3 separate regions of the Mus musculus genome follow, and regions 2 and 3 are each linked to region 1. A link is a contact called in ENCODE Hi-C or POLR2A ChIA-PET data. All regions are on one chromosome and are shown on one strand. Each heading gives the region's core, a stretch centred on a gene start or an enhancer-like site at or near the end of the contact. The rest is flanking DNA. Distances are from core to core; before and after follow the strand shown. Region 1 holds the start of Rcor1 (REST corepressor 1). Region 2 holds the start of Ankrd9 (ankyrin repeat domain 9). Region 3 overlaps Rcor1 (REST corepressor 1).

Region 1 (4,586 bases), core at 639-3,138:
AGCTGTGAGTCCTGGCATCTTGGCTTGCCCTACCCAGCCAGTCCCGCCCTAGAAGCTGTGGTCTCCCTTTCTTTAGGTCATGACCCTAGAAAGAGGCGGTACTTTCTAGGAAATGGCCTCCAGCTTGGGAGTCCAGTGGGCAGGGACAAGGACCCTTGTGTTGTGTCAATCCCAACTGCCCTACTAAGGAACTCAAATCATGTTTGTTCCTGTATGTAGGTTAATCTGTCTGTGGTACATCTTGGAAGATAGGGAAGAAAGAGGACAGAGTGCCCCTAGCCGCTCAGGTTCATCTGTCATGAAGTCACGGCTTCATCCAGGTACCTATCCCAGGTCACCCCTGGATCCCACCTCTGATTTAGCAGTCTATTTGCTGACCAGGCCAGCTGGACCCGGTTATTCCAGAGCTCATGCCTGCAGTGCCCAGGACTTTCTAAGCAGAGGGGTGTCCTTCAGAGAGGAGTCCAAGAGCAAGAACAGGAACTTGGTGGGGGCAGGGATCTGCTACCGGGAGGCTCTGGGCCCTGTTCTTGAAGGCCAGTTAGAAGTGACCATGGTCACTTCAGTGAAGTTTAAAATGATTCGCGGGGCAGAAAACGTGGAAGAGAAACCCCTGCTTATTTATGCGGGCTTTCAAACCATAAAACTCTCGTTTTCTCTCTGTAGCTATTTATATCCTGAGCGGGTGTAAAAACTGTCCCCATATGAAGCCCAGGTCTGAAGTAATATAAACGAAAAATAGCCATCTCCTGTTTTATTTATTTATTTTTAATTTAAAGCAAACGGTTTCACCTATAGTCCCCAGGTTTGGTCGCTGGCGCGGGGGGTGGGGCAGCCCACCCAGCCCCACAGGCAGCTGTCAGGCAGTGACGGGGCCCCTCGCTTGATCACTCCAGGGACAAGGACGCCCAGGGCTGGGTGTCACCGACTCCTCCGCGTTCAGGCTCTTAGCCCTGCGGGCTGGGGGAAGGGCCCGGGTCTCGGGAAGTGACCCTCCTCTTCTACCGAGCTGGGGACTCAAGCTCCTTCTTTTTCCCCCTCGCGGTGGGGCCCCTAGTCGATCTATGTCCCTCCTGCTGTCCCGGGGCCACTCGGCACCTCCCCTCACCCCGACGGCTTCGAGGCCCTCCCCGGCCGAACATCCCGACTCCTCCCTCGGCCCCTCAGGCAACGTGGGGAGCCGGTGGCCCCCAACCCAATTAGCGGGGAGCTCCATCGTCTCCAGGCACAACCGCTTTCCTTCCCTCGGGGGACACTGCCACCTGAGAGCCTCGTCCCCAGGTTCCCTTGCTCTAGTACATCTCGATCGCCCCTGGGCGACGCGGGGGCGCAATTAGTTTCTTCCAATTAGTTTCCCCTCTTTGTATAGAACCCATTCAAACTGTGCGCGTACTCCTCCGCGCGAGGGGGAAAGTAGTCCCGACCTTGCCCGCGATTTCTGTTCTCGCGTCGGGCACATTCACTTTGGGAAGCCGATGGGACGCTCGGCGGGATCCCCGGGGGAGGTGGCGCGGGGCCCACAGGGTGCGAGCGGAGGGAGCGGGGCGCTGGGGAGGGGGAGGGGGCTAACTCCTCGCTGTTGCCTCGAGAGATGGATCATGGGGCGTAAAGCGATCGCAAACCTCAAACCACGTACAGTGGGCGATACGCGTCAACCCAACCTGGCCAACGGAAGCACAGAACCTTCCCCCTCCTTCCCGTGATCCCGCCCCCGTGGCCTGACGGACGCGCACAGAGACCTACCATGCCCCTGCTTGCCGCCCGGATCCCGTGAGAGCCAATGGAAGCTCGCAGGGGCGGAGCTTGCGAGCGACGGGTTAGGCTGTGCGCGGCCCTCCTCCCCCCCAGGCTCCGCCCCTCCCCCCCGCCCGCGGCTCCCGGAGTAGTTAGAGCCAGCGAAGTGCGGGCGGCGATGAGAGCCAAAGTTGCGCTCCGTTCGGCATCGGGGGCTTGAGGCGGCTCGTTGCTCCGCCCGTCTGGGCCTCCTCTAGCCCCAACTCCCGCCAGCGGATCCCGCGCGCTCGCCCGCCCGGCCCGGCGCCCACCTGCGCCCCCTGCCCGCGGCCCGCCGCCCGCGCCTCGCGAGCCGGGGTCCCCGTCACTTTGGCCCGGCCCCGGGCCCCGCCGATGCCGGCCATGGTGGAGAAGGGCCCCGAGGTCTCAGGGAAGCGGCGAGGGAGGAACACGGCGGCCTCCGCAGCCTCGGCCGCCGCCTCGGCCGCCTCGGCCGCCGCCTCAGCCGCCGCCTCGGCCGGCACCGCCTCCGCCTCGGCCGCCGCCGCCGCCTCGGCCGCCGCCGCCCCCAATAATGGCCAGAATAAAAGTTTGGCGGCGGCGGCTCCCAACGGGAACAGCGGCAGCAACTCCTGGGAGGAAGGCAGCTCGGGCTCGTCCAGCGACGAGGAGCACGGTAGGTGGCAGCCGCCCCCGCGCCCGGCCCGTGTCCGCGCCCGCGCTGACCGCCGTGCTCTGCTTCCCCGCAGGTGGCGGTGGCATGCGGGTGGGACCCCAGTACCAAGCGGCGGTGCCCGACTTCGATCCTGGTGAGTAGCGAGTGACGGGAGCTCGGGAGACAACTTTGTTTTTTGTGCGTGTTGGCCTTCGGTCCGCGGGGGCACACGGGGCGCGAGGGCAGGCGGCGCGGCACGCTCGCACACGAGTGTGCTGCAGATTCGGGTGCGGGGAGGCCATGGGCTCCGGTGGGGACAGCACTGGGCCCGCAGTGTCCCCCGGCTCTGAGAAAGCCACACCTGGCCGGGGTGGAGTGGGATGTCTCTGCCTCCAGGTGTGGTGTACCGGAGCTAGGACGGGATCCCGGGTGGCAGTGCTGGAGAGTTGGCGTCCTGGGGCGCTCGGACCCAGGGCTCCGCAGAGACTTCTTACTTCAAACTGGCTCCTAGCGTTACCCTGCCAACCCTACGCTCTTATTGCCTCTTGACTCTCATCCCGTCTTGTCCCGTCCGGTCCCATCCTGTCCCATCCCATCCCATCCCATCCCATCCCATCCCATCCCATCCCGAGGGCTGGTGGAGTAAAGATCTTCCTGTCCCTCCACCCCAATCAGGTAATAAAAGAAGTGTGCTTTCCAGAGAGCATCTGTCTAGATAAGAGAGCCCGACTTGTGGCTGTTATTTTAAGATCTGTTTGTAAATGTGTGTTTCCTTTATTTCTTTTTTCTTTTGGGGGGGATGGGGTGGGGAGGAAGAGGTTGTGAAAGAATAGAACCATCAAAAGGTTTAGCTAACCGGCCATTTCCATCTACTAGAAATCCTTGTCCCCTAAGAAGGGGCATTCTTACTTGCCTTCCTGGTGATCTGTGTGGAAGCAAATTTAAAGAGGTACGGGGGTGGGGGGGGGGGAATCCTATCAGACAAAGGAATTCGCCAGATTTTAATGCCTATGATTCTGTCCCATCTCTGTATGAGACTGTCTTTCAAGGTGGTGGTTACAGGAAATGTTTGAAAGGCCGTGGGTTTTGTTTCAGAAATAAAATTCAAAAGACAATCTTGTACAGCTAGAGTGAACCGTCCTGGTTGGAGGGCTTTAGAACAGGAGGTTTTTCTAAGTAGGTTATACCACTAGTTTGAAAAGATAAATGCTTTTCCTTGGAAACAAGACTGCAGAAAATTGCAAGGATCTGGTCCTTGAAAAAGGAGATTGCTTTTAAGTTGTTATTAAGGTGCTGAACTCTGTGTTTAGGTAAAAGTGAAAGCACAGAAGAGAGGGATTCAGGGTGAGTGTTTGGTCACCCCAAGAATAAATGATTTGCAAATGCATGACTCCAGTCCCTCACAGTTCTGTAGTATAACTCCCCGCTTCGTAAACTCCTGTTAGCGTTTTAGATAGTTTCCCCTTTCCTCACATCTTTTTCTGGGAGTCACTTTTCATTTTTTTCATTTTTCTGAGCAGGGCTTCATCCCTAGCTTGGCCACCAGGGGAAGCATACTGCTTTTCACTTACAGTTGACCCTATCCTCATTTTGTAGGTCAAGTCCGACTGCAGTGATACATAGTGAACATGAAGCTTGCCACAAAGTTTCTCTCACAAGTTACTCTTAAAAACTGAGTGGAGCAGTCAGACCTTCCAGAAACTTGAGTCATTTTTGTTACATATTTTCAAAGGTTATGTAAATGTTTGATGGGACCTAGGAAAAGGACATATTTAATGGTCACAGGATTTAGATCTCTTAGTCTCTGCATTGTCATTGAGGTGCCTGGTGCCTTTAGAGTTAGACTCTTCTTTGAAACATCAGTTGTCATGGGATAAGTTTTGGACTCTTGGGACATTTTTGCTTTTGTGACATAGGGTCTCTCCGTAATGTAGGCTGTCTTAAAAATTTGCTATGTGGCCCAAATTGGACTTAAATTTGGTATCATCCTGCTTCAGTGTCTTTAGACTTAGTTTGGTTATTAATATTTTTTAGGTCTTGTACATATTTATATCTCAAGATGTGATAGTTAACTTTATTTATTTATTTTTTGTCATGGTGGGATTGAACCCAGGTCCTTACACATTCTAGGGATATATATTTGTTAGAGTTCTAGAAAGTAAAACACTGTAAATGTTCTCATGCATAGCTTTATTGT
Region 2 (4,586 bases), core at 1,437-3,936, 60 kb before region 1:
AGCGAGTTCGCACACTTGAGCAACTTGGCAGCCCTACCCCAAATACATGCAACAGACCAGGCAGATCCCTCTGTACAGTCAACGATCCATATATGTAAAGTGCCAAGTACAATGCTCTCAAAAAAATACTTCTGTCCCCATATACTGTGTCAGGGTCCCCTGAGTCTAGCCCTTGCCCGTGAGGTCCAAGGGCTGCAAAAACGATGGCAGAGGCAGTTCATCTAAGGCCTCCGGGAAGCGGCCAGGTGAGATAGTGGTGACCAACACCTGCATGGCACGGACAAAGAGGGAGGGTGGCGCCAGCCCTGCCAGCCACTGGAACTTGTCCTCACCCAACAACCGCTGCCAGCGTAGCTGGTCTCCTAGCAGTTCACATCGAGCTGGACCTACGACGCCCCCCGGGGTGTACAGTACTAGCAGGTCAAGCAGCAGCAGGCGGCGCTGACACACCTCCTCAGACGAAGTGGTGTTGGCGGTGGCAGCATTGACCGTGGCAGAAGCTGCCTCAGCCTTAGTGGGGGCTGAGCTGGCGTCCTGGTTCAGCTGGCGCAACAGCAGCTCCAATGGTGTAAAGCCACTGCCATCTCGAAGGCCTGGAGAAGCTCCGTGGCCAAGCAGCAGAAAGAGGCACTCGGGGCGTGCGAGCTCACAGGCCACATGCAGCGACGTGCCACCGCCCTCCACGCGGCTGCAGCCACGGCGGTCGAGGAGGCGCACGCGCTCTTCCACTGGGAAGTCCTGCACCGTTCGCAGGATGCGCCGCAGGATGCCCACGCGGTTGTAGCGCACCGCCAGCGCCACGTGAGGCCCAGGCGCGGTGCAGCAGCGGAAGCCCGCGCTAGGTGGGGCGAGTGCACACCGCGGGAAGGTAGCTAGCAGGTAGTGTGCATAGGCTTGGTGGTCGTGCACAAGCGCATAGAGCAGAGCCTCCGAAGGCGAATAGGCCGCAGCGCGCCCCCGCTCATCACAGTGGAAGGCTTCGCTGGCACGTATGTCCTCGAGTAGCCAAACTGGCAGCTGATCTCGCACTGCCAGGTAGAAGGCGAAGGATGACTTCCGGCACTGCTTCTGCACCCGCAAGCGAGCTGCGCCGGGACCCTCGGGCCCTCCGTTGGCGCTGCGTCCAGGCCTGGTGTCCCACGGCATGCTGGCCTCCGGGAGTCTCAAAGCATGGGTCACACCACCCCAGACCAACCTGTGAGACGAAGTAGGGTCGAATGAATCGGGTCTGCCAGTCACTGCCCCCAGCTCTATTCTCTCCTGGACCCAGAACCATTCTTGAATTTCTGCACCTGCACTTCCTCTCTTGCCTGTGCTAGAGAAGGCTGGATCTGCTGGAGCCTTCCGTGTGCCAACCCTCTGCAGCCCTGGAACCTTCAAAAAGCGCTCCTTTCACACCTGAGCCAGGTCCTTCCAACTGCAAATAAAGAGGAACCCATGGGACATCGCAGAAGACTCAGGCTCACAGCACAAGTTGAGCCCAAATCACCCTCACACCCCCAAATCCAGCCCCAACTCTACTTCTACCCTGACCCCAAGAGACTACTCAAACTTCTTTCCAGGAGGGTCGTGGAGATTATTCACTTAGACCTACCTGGTTCCTGCAGGCGGCCCTGGGTTCTGTAGATGCAGGTATTCACTCTAACACACCAAACCTCATCAACAAGAAAGTGGTGGCCCAGGGCTGGCAGTGCGCCCGCCCGCAGCCAGAGTTGGAAAGTGGCTCTGGCTCTTTTATCCACAAACAATTTTCCTGCCCATCAGGAAGGAGCTCCTGGGAGGAGGGAAAAGGTGAAGTCAGTGGGGGGATTGGAGCATACACCACCTGCAGTCCTCTCGAGGTCCATCCACATGAGGCCGATACTGCCATCTCACTTTTCAACGGGGGACAAGCTAGTCCAAGGTCAGTCACCAAGTCAGGCTGAGCCAGGACAAGAGCCTAGGTCTCCTGCGTTCTGTTTGAGGGCCGTTCCATACACTGCAGACCCCAGTTTAAAAACCCTACCTCCACCTTGGGTCCCAAGCCTCAAACCTGAGCCCTGGCCATTCACCCTTGGTCTCCCTGCCCAAGAGCCCTACTGCCTCCAGCAAGGGTAAGCTCTAGGTTACAAGGGACCTGGGACAGCCAGAGGGCCTCGTCCACAGTGTCATGACCATTAACTGGGTTACAGAGGTGAGCACTATAGAGTGGGCTGCGGCAGACGCCCCTCTGAGGGGATTGGCATGACTGCAGCTCCTCCCGGAACCTGGGCCCCCTGCGCCCCAGATGCACTGTGTGGGCACGCGTGGGGTGCCGGGCGGGTTACGTAAAGTTCGGCCGCCCCACGTCACTGGGCAGAGTCACGGCCGCGGCTCTGTGACTGGAGCTTGGGCCGCCGGCCAGATCCTCCCTGACCCCTCCCGGGGCGCGCCCGAGTGTCTGCGGGCCGGTGGCCAGGATCAGGGGCTGCACCTGCGCACCGGGGCGCTCGGGGCAGGCGACTCACCAAGCCGCGCGACCCTGTCCCTGCGGCGGGCCGGAGCGCGCGCCGTCCATGCACGGGCGAGCAGACAGAGATCCCACGACGCCGGGAGCGGAGGCAGCGCCCGCTGCACTCTGAGCCGCCGCGACACCGTCTCCCGATGCCGGTGCTGGTGCCGCCGAGGGGAGGGCGGCGGGCGGCGCAGTGCGGCCGGGGCCGGGCAGGACCGCGGGACGGGCCGCCGCCGCCATTGGCTCACGCCGCCGGCCCCCGCCGCTACCCATTGGTCGTCGCGCTGCACCATTGTTGCGTCACGGGCCAGGGGGCGGGACTCTCAGAGGGACCCGCGGAAAACTTCGGAGAAACTTGAGGGCCCCGAGGTGGCGGGGTGGGGAGGGGTGGTGAGAGATGCCGGGCACCGGGCAGAGCTTGGAGGGCGGGACGTGATGGAGGCGGGGCGAGTCCCGGCAGGCTCCTGGAGCTGGATCTGTGCGGTCCTAGACTGCACACAAGAATAGGCTCCCTGGCTTGCGCTTGCGGCTGCTGCAAGAGTCCTGCTCTGGGCTTCCCTTGCTCTGACCCTCACTGACCTTGGGGAAACATCCAGCTGTTACCCCATCTGCGTGTGGGAAGGCCTAGAATAGGACTGAGCCCTTAAACTATTGAACCTTGCTCTGCCCTGCCAACGCCCTGGCATGGCTAGCCTCGGCTCCAATCTCAAAAGAAAGGCATGGATGCATGCGTGTATAAGAGCTGTTTATAGTGCCTATTGTGTCGTCTTCTGGGCTAAACGCTTTCTTTCACTTTGACTTTACCACTAACACAGGAGAAAAGGGGGGGGGGCAGAATTATGATGCCTGCTATGAGGTAGATAGTTATTTAAGTCCAGTGTGAGTTGGCACATATCTTTAATCCCCGCACTCAGAAGGCAGAGGCAGGTGGATCTCTGAACTGAAGGCCAACCTGGTCTAGAAAGCAAGTTCCAAGACAGCCAGGACTACAGAGAAACCCTATCTCAAAACACACACACACAGAGAGATAGAGAGAGAGAGTCGGTTGTCCAAAGAAAGGTACACTTTGGGGCTGTTTTTCACTCAGGCAGAACTGGGAGCATGTTCTAGCCTTCCCATGGCTGACCCTAGAGCCTGAGGGAGCCCCTGACTTCATCAGGGGTGTGGGAGTGCCAAGTCCATTCCAAATGCACAGATGAAAGCTGCCACGCCTGGACCTTGGGACTCTCACCCCACCTTACCAGAGGCAAGGATCCCCCTGATGAAATAGTTCCAAACTCCATTCACAGGCACGGCCAGTTTCTTTTCCACAATGCCCTTAGAGGCTCAGTTAGGGCCAAGGGTTCCTGCAGCCTCCATCCAAGCCCTTCCTCCTGCCTCTGTCCAGCAGACAGCTAGCACCTTCAAAGCAACCTCCCCTCCCCTACCTCAGAGCAAATGTGTATACAGCCTTCAACCCTCTTGGCTCCTCTGTGCCAGCAGGGGCTAAGGGACTTTAAGCTGGAGTCTCTCTCACCTGGCTCCTTTGAGTAGACTTAAGCAGGCATACGTGTACACACACGCACATACACACGTGCACACATGGAGACTTCCTGTTATTCTTCACCTGTATTAGTCAGGGTTCTCTAGAATCACAGAATTTATGCAATGTCTCTATATATTAAGGGAATTTATTATAATGACTTAGTCTGTAGTCCAACTAACCCAACAATGGGCAGCTGTGAATGGGAAGTCCAAGAATCTACGCGGTGTTCAACCTCACTGGGCTAGTTGTTTCAGCTAGTTGAAGGGGAAACTTAAGTGGTCTTTGGAAAGTCATTGTGTCAGATGGTGTTTTGCTGGGGCAAACACGTGAAGGAGTGTTTTCCTGAAATGGGCACAGATGAAAGACTAAGGCAGACTGGTGAAGGAACGTTTCACTGAAGTAGACACAGGAGAGAGGATATTCTGCTAAATCAGGCCCATGAAAGGACATGTGATTAAAAGAAAGAAAGGAAACGTGATGAAGGATTCTTAGCTAACGAAATGCATGTAATTCTGCCTTATATTGTGTAGTTGAGCTGCGTTTGTCAGGACTCCATAGAGAGAACCACACACACACACACACACACAC
Region 3 (4,586 bases), core at 1,025-3,524, 50 kb after region 1:
ACTTTGTCCCCCATGCCCAGAAGGATCAGGCATAGAGAGGAAGTGACTTGGGTGAAGCAGGTCAGCTTCCTGTAGTATACAGCTTGCTTCACTGCTAGGCCTACAAATACAGGGTTAGACAGGTAAACCACTCAAGGCACTGGGATTCAGAGATGGAAACAGCTTTCCGATTGCCACTATCCTGCCTGCCTAAGACCTAGTTGAAGGTGGCCTTGAAATGAGTCATTTGTAAGGCAGTCTCTAGTCATTAAAAGGAAGTTTGGGGCATGAATGAAATAAATATATCAGGAGCCTGGCAGTGGTGGTACACACCTTTAATCCCAATACTCTGAAAAGCCTGGTCTATAGAGCTCAGTTTCTGGTCAGCCAAAGCTACACAGAGAAACCCTGTCTCGAAAAGCCAACAAACAAAAATACAAATATACGTTAGGCACTGAAGGTGTTGCCTAGAGGCAGAAAATTGATTTAACATAGGAAAGGCCTAGATTTGTTTCTCAGGACTGAGAAAAGAAACATAAAAGGGATTGTGTTCAGTAGGAGAGCACTTGCCTGTCATGGATGGAAGGAACTTCAGGTGTGATTTCTAGCACTGCAAAAAAGAAATGTTGTGACAGAGTTGATTTGATAATTGTTTACACGTGTGTATCTTAAATGTTTTCCTAATACTCTATGAAGGACTGACGAAGAGTCTCATCCTTGTTCTGTAGTCGAGCAAAGGAGTTCAGCTAGCAGTTTCTCAGGAGAAGCCAAGGCTGCTTTCTTTCCATTCTGCTCAAGAATAGAGAGATGACGCACTGTCTTAGTCTATGCCGCCCTCTACCCCACCCTCCCTATTAAAGCCAGGCAGATCTTGAGTCTTTGAATTATTTCGTGCACAGCCAAGTACACACAGTTAATAAGGTTGCTGTGAGTGTTCAGCTCCCTGCTTAGGGACAGGTCTGGAAGAGTTGAAGGGATGTGTGTGTGTCTGACTATTTTGAGACAGGGTCTCACCATGTAGCTCTGGCTGGTCCGGAATTCACAGTGACGTCCAAACTGGCCGCATAGAGACTCACCTGCCTCCTGAGGGCTGAGGGTAAAGGTGTGCCTGGTCTGCTCACTCTTACACTGATATGCAAATGTGAGTTCTGGAAAAGAGGACAGAATTATCCAGTTACAGAGAAGTACACTTAAGACCTGAAGAGAACTTAGCCTCCTGCGCTGTGCGCTGGGATGGAGCAGTCATCTCTTGTCTCTCCATGGTGGTCTTCACTGGTGGCTGGGGAATGGGCACGCACGCAGTGGGAATAGTAACAAACAGCATAGTTATCTTGTTTCTGACTTGCCTTCTCTTGTTCCTTCAAGATAGTCAGGGTTCAGATGTTGGCTGTAGTAATGTCTTTGTCCACCAGGTGGCAGAACTGTTGTACGTAAATGTTCCTTTTGCTTCTATGTGAGTCTTAGGGATAACTTCTTTCATAATAATAAAAGGAAATGCCATGGTCTTTTTTTTTTTATCATACTCCATTGTTCTGGGGATTGAACCCAGAACCTTGTGCACACCAGGCATAACGCTCTACTGAGCAGCATCTCCAATCTTGTTATTACATTCTTTAGAAATGTTTGGCAGTCTCAATTTTAAGCCATGACAGAAATTACTGTAGTGTTTCCTTTGCAGTACCTAGTGCCACTGCAAACCGTTATAGTCTTTTTCTAAGCTCCATTAAGACCATAAGCTTTGTCCTCAGCCTGCCTTATGGTCTGAGCCTCCTACTCTGTAACCGACTCAGGATGACAGTTTCTGAATCTGCAGTGTCTGGGGGAGGGAAGGGTGAATTGGTTACCATAGCAGCTTTCATCTGTTCTTTCTTTTGCAATTGAATTTGAAACTCTTGCTACTCTAAGGACTTTGTTTCATTGGGTTAAAAATATTAACATAGAAACAAAGCGCAAGCCAAGGCATATTTTGTTACTTGCCTTTGGCCTCTATCACATTCCTTTGATCATGCTGTATTTTACTCTGTTCAAGCTACACCAAATAGTGAGTGAGTACTGCAACCCTAAAAAGCCATGGATTAATACAGTCTCTGTTTTATGATCACAGTGGTGCAGATCTGTCACCATCAGAGTTAATATCAGGTGGTTCTCCAGGCCTGTTTGGATATAATTGTCAAGTAAACAGCCCTGCACTGCGCCATGGTGGTGATGTCAGCGCAGACGGAGTCTGCCCAGTGCTGAGTCTGAGGCTTCTGACCTGCAGGCGGGTGTCAGTGGGAGTAGTCAGTCAGCGACAGGCCTCTCCTCTCCCAAGCGTGGGCAGGATGCCCTGGGGACAGAGCCACTGTGCTGCTGCTTAAGCTGTGTGACCTCTGTGGACCTCCTGCCTTGGTCCCCAAGAGGTTCTGCACAGGACCCCTCAGCCCCTTACAGAGACAGACACGGACTCTCCCCTGGAGAGATCCTCAGGGGACTTGTGTTTCTCCTGAGCCATTTCATTTCCTTTAAGCTCCTGTAAGCTTTTGTTCTTATGAGAGCAGAGTTGATTTTCTTAGGCGGAAAGTTTATTTTCATGGAAGGGCTTTTAACCATGAGGGAGTTTTTAGCTAATGCATATCTCCCATTTCATCGCTTGTACCAAATGCTGTCCTGTGCAAAGTAGGGTGGGGGGTAGGTGTCCACCTCTCTCAGAAAATCAGAGAAGTGAGGACCAGGTAGTGTAGCAGAGAGGCCTACCAAAATTAGTATTTGTGTAACTAACTCCGAAGAACATTTCAAGAAAAGCAAGAAGAGTGGATGCCCGTGGCTGATGTTCCCAGTTAGGCGACCGAGCTCTGCTGGGGACAGTGGACACTCAGTGTTCAAAACAAATTACAGTTGGGGTCTCTGGGTTTAAGACGAGCCTGGCCTACATACATAGCAAGTTCTAGGACATCCAGGGCTACGTAGAGAGACACTGTCACAAACAAATAGATGAAAAAGGAAAGGAAAGGAAAGGAAAGGAAAGGAAAGGAAAGGAAAGGAAAGGCAAGGCAAGGCAAGGCTAGGTTGGTGGACATGAGAGCGGAGCAACTCTGTCTTCATGGTAGCTGGCATTGGCTGGTTTGGGAAACTTGGCTGCTCTCTAGGCACACTACCTTGAACAACTGCACTTTAGTTTTAATTATTTAAATTTTGGGTGTGTATATTCACACTGTTGCAGGTGTAGAGGTCAGAGGGAAGCTTGCTGCATTGACCCTCTCCTTGTTCCAGGGTTCATGTGTGTGTGAGGACTGGCAATGAGTGCTTCTTTTTACCTCAAAGCCACCTTGCCAGACCACATTTTAATTTTTTAAAGCCCAGTCCTTTGGGTCACAGTCTTGAAGGTAAATCCAAAATGATAGTAACCGAAATTTTTATTAAATAGTAGAAACCTATAAGTTGCTATAGCGAAGCACTAAAAGCATTGCCACAAGTTCAAGGTCAGTCTTGACTTTTTTTGCGCAGTAAATAGAGGCAGAGCTTGGATTGGATCCTGACCCTTCATGAACATAGCTGGCCTGTGCTGTCTCTACTTTTGGGGGCAGATACCACCATCATTGACTTAGCAAACTGTCTTACCTTTGTTGTTTTTCTGTCTCTGTCTTCAGACACAGCAGAAGAGGGCATCAGACCCCATTACAGATGGTTGTGAGCCACCATGTGGTTGCTGGGAATTGAACTCGGGACCTGGAAGAGCTGACTCTTAACCTCTGAGCCTTCTCTCCAGCCCTTTTGATGAGTTATTTTTTTAGATTTATTTATTTTACTTTATGTGTATAAATGTTTGTCCACCTAAGTGTATTTGTGCCCTTTGGACCCTTAGAACTGGAGTTAGGGATAATTGTCAGTTGCTGTGTGGGTGCTGGGACTTGGCCCTGAGTCCTGCAGGAGCAGCCAGTGCTCTGGCCTGCTGGACTGTTGCTCCTGCCACTTCTTTATTTTTTGATTGGATCTCACTGTGTAGGCTTGAGTGGCCTAGATTTCAGAGATCCACCTCCCTAGTACTGGGACCAAAGTTCTAGCTCAGGGAGTTGTGTAAGTGCTGTCTTCAGAACAGGACCTCAGGAACCTTGGGAACAGTGTTGAGTTGTTTGAGGTTCTCATGGGGCCCCTTTGACCCACAATGCGACAGGACTTAATCCATTCCTGGCAGTGGAGACTTCATTAGGTGACAAGTGATGTCCATCCTGGGGTCTGTCTCCCTGTTATTCCATGTATATATTTTAAGGAGCTTCTATTGTATTAGGTGTCTATACAACCCCTTAAATGGGCCCTAGTTTTAGCTGTCCGTCCCTGTATTTCCTCCCCTCTTCCCCATCCCTCCCCTTTCCTGCTTGATCCTCTTCCAGTCCATCCCTTATTCGTCTGTGACTGTGTATTCCATTTCCCGTCTTAGGGTGACTCAGCACAGCCCGCTCATCCCCTGTTCTACACAGATCTTCTGTGGCAACATGGATTGTAGCTTACTTATAGTTACTTATAGCTGACACCAACACATGTCATATTTGTCTTTCTGGGTCTGGGGTACCTCACTTAGGATGATTTTTTTCTAGCTTCATACATTTACCTGTGAATTTCATGATTTCATT

Evidence for each region. A loop is a pair of places that touch in the nucleus more often than their neighbours do. ChIA-PET counts read pairs that join two places held with the same protein, here RNA polymerase II (POLR2A).
Region 2: POLR2A ChIA-PET joins it to region 1 with 24 read pairs in Patski. The contact joins the promoter of Ankrd9 here to the promoter of Rcor1 in region 1. POLR2A ChIA-PET finds 5 or more read pairs at or near these places in 3 of 5 experiments (Patski and embryonic stem cell).
Region 3: a map of left cerebral cortex shows a loop between it and region 1 (2.1-fold over the local background). The contact joins the enhancer-like site here to the promoter of Rcor1 in region 1. A Hi-C loop is called at or near these places in 1 of 37 maps with a recorded cell type or tissue (left cerebral cortex). POLR2A ChIA-PET finds 5 or more read pairs at or near these places in 2 of 5 experiments (both embryonic stem cell).

The regions. Positions count from the first base shown.
Region 1 is chr12:111,037,479-111,042,064 of GRCm38, forward strand. Rcor1 (REST corepressor 1) reads left to right here and starts at 1,889. Exons shown (of 12, transcript NM_198023.3): 1 at 1,889-2,410; 2 at 2,484-2,543. The coding sequence starts at 2,128.
Region 2 is chr12:110,976,354-110,980,939 of GRCm38, forward strand. Ankrd9 (ankyrin repeat domain 9) reads right to left here and starts at 2,687. Exons shown (of 3, transcript NM_175207.5): 1 at 2,487-2,687; 2 at 1,595-1,774; 3 at 67-1,195. The coding sequence starts at 1,146. The coding sequence ends at 166.
Region 3 is chr12:111,087,090-111,091,675 of GRCm38, forward strand. The region is part of intron 3 of Rcor1 (REST corepressor 1); the gene reads left to right. Among named protein-coding and RNA genes, the nearest start is that of Rcor1, 50 kb to the left of the region's middle. Within about 2 kb of position 2,275, at least 2 of the 3 ENCODE cell types and tissues checked have a DNase peak (open chromatin) inside an H3K27ac peak, as active enhancers do; they include left cerebral cortex, where a contact is called at or near this core.